Linked DNA regions of Homo sapiens: region 2 is linked to region 1. Evidence: read pairs that join two places in POLR2A ChIA-PET (ENCODE). Cell type or tissue: Caco-2. All regions are shown on one strand. Each heading gives the region's core, and the rest is flanking DNA. Links, peaks and the distances in the headings are about the cores only. Region 1 holds the start of SPAST (spastin). Region 2 has its middle 33 kb from the start of LINC01946.

Region 1 (2,913 bases), core at 100-2,599:
TCCAAAAAATAAAAAAATAAAGCTGTGGCAGAATGTGGAGATTCTTGGAAGCTGGAAGCTCTCATGGGGCATTTGGAAACCTCACATTGTAAATAACGGAGTCTTTTTATCAGTTTGGCTTCCTTAGTTTTAGGAAACAAGAAATAATTATGGCTAACTCAAGTAAAAAGAGAAAGAGAAGAGAAAAAAGACGTGGAGATAGAGAGAGAGGGAGAGAGAGGAAAAGACGAAAGGAAGGAAGGGGGAAAGGAGAGAGGAAGAGAGAAACAGAGAAACAGACTGATTAGTGTATTGGATAGATTACATAACCAAGTGACCAGTCAGGAACCCAGCAGCTCTGGGGGAGCTCAATGTGATGCATTGATAAACCCGCTCTTAAGAGCACTCGTTTCCAGTTACTTTCTATTCGGTGGGTCTCCAGCCAAGATTCCAGGTCCCAGGAGAATCTGACTGACCTAGTGTTTGCTTCCGCCTTTGCGGTCTGGGTTCTGTGCTTGCAGCTCATTAGAATACAGGGAGCAGAGACAAGCAGGTAGTTTCCCAAAGGAAGGGATGCTGAGTAGATTAAAAAAAAAGTGTAGATTCTTCAGTAAACTATGGGATGGTAACTATGCAAAACCTAAGATTTCCCTTATTCAAATAAATTATCTTTCATATTAGACATCTAAATATGCACTAATTTAGTTAAACCCCTGGGTTAGTTGATCTCATCACACTGAGCTAACATTTTTGTTGCTGTTGTTTGCAGTGACCTGAAGTTTCTTATCTTCACAATTGCTTTCCTCTCAAATAATTCCCAGATTTTAAATTTTTATTTTATTTTTTCTGGAGACGGAGTCTCGCTCTGTCGCCCAGGCTGGAGTGCAGTGGCGCGATCTCAGCTCACTTGCAGCCTCTGCCTCCCGAGTTCAAGCGATTCTCCGGCCTTAGCCTTCCAACCAGCTGGGACTACAGGCGCGCGCCCCCACGCCCGGCTAATTTAATTCCCAGATTGATATCCATTGCTTCTGAGATGGGCCAATTATCCTTCGGAGAAGACTTAGGTCGCCTGGCAGAAAAAGATGAAAGAAATCTAAGAAAACGACGACACTGAGAGAGGAGCCTAGCGAACCAGCAGAGCGACCCCAAGCCGCAATTCCCCCTTCCGTGGATCGATTACGAAGGCTTCCTGGCAGGAGCTCTCCAGGGCTGCCGACGTGAGCCGAACTGCACATTGGGAACTGTAGTTGAGTGGGAAAGCCGAGAGGCGGGGGCCGCACACGCGTACAGGGGCCCCGGTCAACAAAGACGCGCCGTGCGCGCGCGCGCCGGAGAAAAACACGGGAAGACGTGCGCGTGCGCGGCCGCCGCTGGGAGCCACCAGGCGGCGGAGAGGACAGCGACAGGAAGGGAGGGGCCCGAGCCACCGACTGCAGGAGGAGAAGGGGTTGTGCTCCTGGCCGAGGAAGGAGAAAGGGGCGGGGCCGGCGGGCAGCGTGCGGCAGTGCGGAGCTCCTGAGACCGGCGGGCACACGGGGGTCTGTGGCCCCCGCCGTAGCAGTGGCTGCCGCCGTCGCTTGGTTCCCGTCGGTCTGCGGGAGGCGGGTTATGGCGGCGGCGGCAGTGAGAGCTGTGAATGAATTCTCCGGGTGGACGAGGGAAGAAGAAAGGCTCCGGCGGCGCCAGCAACCCGGTGCCTCCCAGGCCTCCGCCCCCTTGCCTGGCCCCCGCCCCTCCCGCCGCCGGGCCGGCCCCTCCGCCCGAGTCGCCGCATAAGCGGAACCTGTACTATTTCTCCTACCCGCTGTTTGTAGGCTTCGCGCTGCTGCGTTTGGTCGCCTTCCACCTGGGGCTCCTCTTCGTGTGGCTCTGCCAGCGCTTCTCCCGCGCCCTCATGGCAGCCAAGAGGAGCTCCGGGGCCGCGCCAGCACCTGCCTCGGCCTCGGCCCCGGCGCCGGTGCCGGGCGGCGAGGCCGAGCGCGTCCGAGTCTTCCACAAACAGGCCTTCGAGTACATCTCCATTGCCCTGCGCATCGATGAGGATGAGAAAGGTAACTAGGGGGCTGGGGGAGGGGGCGGCGGCGCCGGGAAGAAGGCGGTGGGGTCGCCGGGGGAGGGCAACACCTGCGTCCCTTTTCTGCGGGAGGGGACGGTGCACCCCCGGAATTGATATGCCCCGGGAGACTGCTTTCCCGTAGGTCGGAGCCTCATCTTCTAGTATTCTTAAAACCTCTCCCCTTTCAGGGCACTGTAGCTGTCGACTTTGTTTCAGACACCAGCCTTCCCCCACACTTCTGCATGACCCAGGTCACTATGAGACACCCAGACGTGTTGATGACAGTGACATTTGTCCTAGAGTGACCACACTGATCCTTTCTAGCACTGTGAAGAGTGTGCAGCTTCCTCTGAACCAAGGTTTCCAAAAGGTTTTGATATTGAAGAAGCAGTGCCGCCTTACTGGCTTTTAATGAAAGCAGAGTATTGTAGTGTCAGAAAAAAAGAACAAATGGTGACAATTTTGAAAGAAATAGCTGCATATGACTGCAGTTGAATTTGCATCATTTTAATCAAGATAATCATTTTATCAGTACAACGATTCCTGAATACTTTTTCAATGAAGTTATATTTAGCATAAAACTTTTCCCCCTGTTGCTTTGATTTTAATTAAAACAGTATTCCAAAGTAGCCTTTAATTTCCAAGTTGAAATGTTTGATGAATGGATTGCGTAAACTTAAACATACCACTTTACAGTAAAACCTAAAACAACTATGTATGTTTCTGAATGAAAGCAAGGATACTACATCTTTCGGGTTTCTTTTAAGCTAACTTTTTTTTTTTTTTGAGACGGAATCTCGCCCTGTCGCCCAAGCTGGAGTGCAATGGTGCAGTCTCGGCTCACTGCAACCTCCGACTCCCTGGTTCCAGCGATTCTC
Region 2 (2,913 bases), core at 129-2,628, 230 kb before region 1:
ATAGTTATTATAGTAGTTATATTATACAATTATATTATAATAGTTATTATTATACACATGTATGTATATCTATCTCTACATGTATGAAGGTAAGTCTTAGTTGCCTATAAAGGTCTGGTTTTGTCCTTGCCCAAGAGATTTTCATAAGTGCAACCCAAAAATAGACCATGCAAGTTAACACTATCTTTCTGATACTCTCAGTAGGCATTTATAGAGCTGCGTCTAAAGGTTGAATATCCTTTATCTGAAATGTTTGGGACCAGACATGTTTCAAATTTTGAATTTCTTTCAGATTATGGAATATTTGCATAGACATAATGAGATATCCTGGGGATGGGATCCAAGACTAAACATAAAATTCATTCATGTTTTATATATACCTAATACATATAACCTGAAGGTAATTTTATATAATATTCTTAATAATTTTGTGCATGAAACAAAGTTTAGACTGCTTTTTGACTGTGACCTGTCACATGAGGTCTGGTGTGGAATTTCCTACTTGTGGTGTCACGTCTTTGCTCAAACACTTTTCAGATTTTGGAGCATTTCAATTTTTGGATTAAGGATTGTCAACTTTACTATTGCTTATGTCACTGAAGTAAAACTTTAAAATTGTTAAAACTCCCCTTTCAATTTCTTGAGTCGGCCTGCAATCAAACCTTTGTAATTAAACCCTCAAAGAACCTGTTGAAATTATTCCAGACTAGTTATTCTAAACCAGTTTTTACTCTCCTTTTCAAATGTCTAGTACATAATGGATTCTCAATGAATGTGATAGAGATATAACAGTTTAGTTCACATGCAAAATCATGAGAAAACCTATGAAAAACTTAAGGTCTATACCCAAAGAATGCTATATCAAGTATTATCCCACTCACACCAAATATTCAGCTATTAAATGATTGATAGTCTGTGTTAAGGAAGTTTAGAGGCTTTTTTTCATATTCACTCTAAGATTATCACTGTATACTATGAAATACATAGGATTGGCTGGGCACAGTGGTTCACGCCTGTAATCTCAGCACTTTGGGAGGTCAAGGCGGGTGGATCACTTGAGGCCAGGAGTTCAAGACTAGCCTGGCCAACATGATGAAACCCTGTCTCTACTAAAAAAAAAAATAGAAAAATTAGCTGGGCATGGTGGCATACAACTGTAATCCTAGCTACTTGGGAGGCTGTGACACGAGAATTCCTTGAATCTGGGAGGCAGAGGTTACAGTGAGCCAAGATCGCACCACTACACTCCATCCTAGGCTATAGAGACTCTGTCTCAAAAAAAAAAAAAAAAAAAAAAAAAGAAAGAAAAAAGAAATACATAGGATTGTGTTACTACACTGTGGATTAATCCCATTTTGGGATTGGGTCATAACCAGTATTTAAACAAGCTCAATCAGTTCATTCTAAGTTTCATTTAAGAGCAAATTATCTTTTCAAAAAATTGAGGCTTCAGAGCAACTCAAGAATTCTGGGAAAAATCTTCCTCTCTCTACCTGTGTTGTTTGCCAACTGTACAGAATAATAATATTTTACATTTTAGTAAGCCGCTTTTCAAAATACACATTTTTCAGAAGTCATTCTGATGACCGTATGGAGTAGGTAAAACAAATATTATCATCATCTACACAGCTAATAAGTAGTAAAGACAGGATTCAAACACAATTCTTCCTAGAAAATGACTCCAAGACTTAGATTATAGATATGAGAAAAATGCTGGCATCCTAGACAAAGGTGAGATTAGTCTTAATTTCCATGCTGAGTCTATGGAGATGGCTGTAGACCAGTGGGGTAGGCAGCTCTTATTTTTAATAGATTGCGAGCTTTAAAAGATCATCAGTGTATGCTGTCCTAAGCCAGCACATTGTTATATCCTTTTGCAGTTTTAGAATTCTGACTTTCCCAGATCTGCTTAAGTATCTTTCTATTCTAAGCCAGTTCAACTTGGACACCTTCTAAATAAAATCAGAGTAGGCATTTTGTGCACTTCACGATTTGAAGCACAACGCTGACACCTAGTGTATTCACTGATTTTCTTTTCCTTTCCTCCCTCCCCCTTTTTTTTTTTTTTTTTTTTTTTTTTTTTTTTTTTGAGACAGAGTTTCACTTTTGTTGCCCAGGCTGGAGTGCAATGGTGCAATCTTGGCTCATCGCAACCTCCACCTCCCGGGTTCAAGCAATTCTCCTGCCTCAGCCTCCTGAGTAGCTGGGATTACAGGCATGCGCCACCACGCCCAGCTAACTTTGTATTTTTGGTAGAGATGAGGTTTTTCCATGTTGGTCAGGCCAGTCTTGAACTCCTGACCTCAGGTGATCCACCCACCTCGGCCTCCCAAAAAGTCGGTATTACAGGCATGAGCCACCACACCCAGCCCCCTTTTTCTTTAAAGAATGGCTATTATAGTTTAATAATAGTAAAAATTTATTGAAAACTTAACAGGTTAGCATGTTAAGTATCATGCTAAGCACTTTAAATGTATCATCTCATTTACCTTCTTCAACTATGAACAATGTTTTATCATCATCTCTACTTCACAAACAAGGGAAAAGAAGCTTAAAAAGTTAAGTCAAATTTTATTACTGCAAAAGATGGAATTCAAATCCAGATCAGCTTGACTCTGGAGCCGAAGCTCTGAATCACTATTTGTAAAGGAATCAAGTAGGACTGTGTTATGAAATAGGTTAGTTTATTTCTATTCACTTGGAGGACATTTGCACACACTTCCTTCAAGACTGAAGGTAAGCATTCAGGTAGAAAAGATGACAAATCTGCCCAGGTGCAGTGGCTCACGCCTGTAATCCCAGCACTTTGGGAGGCCAAGGCAGGTGGATCATTTGAGGTCAGGAGTTCAAGACCAGCCTGGCCAACATGGTGAAATGCCATCTGTACTAAAAATACAAAAATTAGCCGGGTGT

Evidence for each region. ChIA-PET counts read pairs that join two places held together with the same protein. Peaks named below come from ENCODE experiments on the same cell type or tissue, not always from the same donor. Only the 100,000 strongest peaks of a DNase experiment are listed, where the experiment ranks them.
Region 2: POLR2A ChIA-PET joins it to region 1 with 11 read pairs; 5 of 35 experiments call an interaction of 5 or more read pairs at or near these places.

Annotation. Positions count from the first base shown.
Region 1 is chr2:32,062,217-32,065,129 of GRCh38, forward strand. It overlaps SPAST (spastin), which reads left to right and starts at 1,340. Exons shown (of 17, transcript NM_014946.4): 1 at 1,340-2,030. The coding sequence starts at 1,616. RefSeq lists enhancers at 1,134-1,203, 1,252-2,052 and silencers at 1,424-1,563, 1,624-2,043, 2,074-2,203. In Caco-2, for the core only: a CTCF peak has its summit at 1,345 (motif pointing right); DNase peaks (open chromatin) are centred at 445, 1,335, 1,715 and 2,175; H3K4me3 peaks cover 2,407 bases.
Region 2 is chr2:31,835,482-31,838,394 of GRCh38, forward strand. No RefSeq gene overlaps it. Among named protein-coding and RNA genes, the nearest start is that of LINC01946, 33 kb to the left of the region's middle. In Caco-2, for the core only: CTCF peaks have their summits at 1,960 and 2,165; no DNase peak of the experiment used is centred there.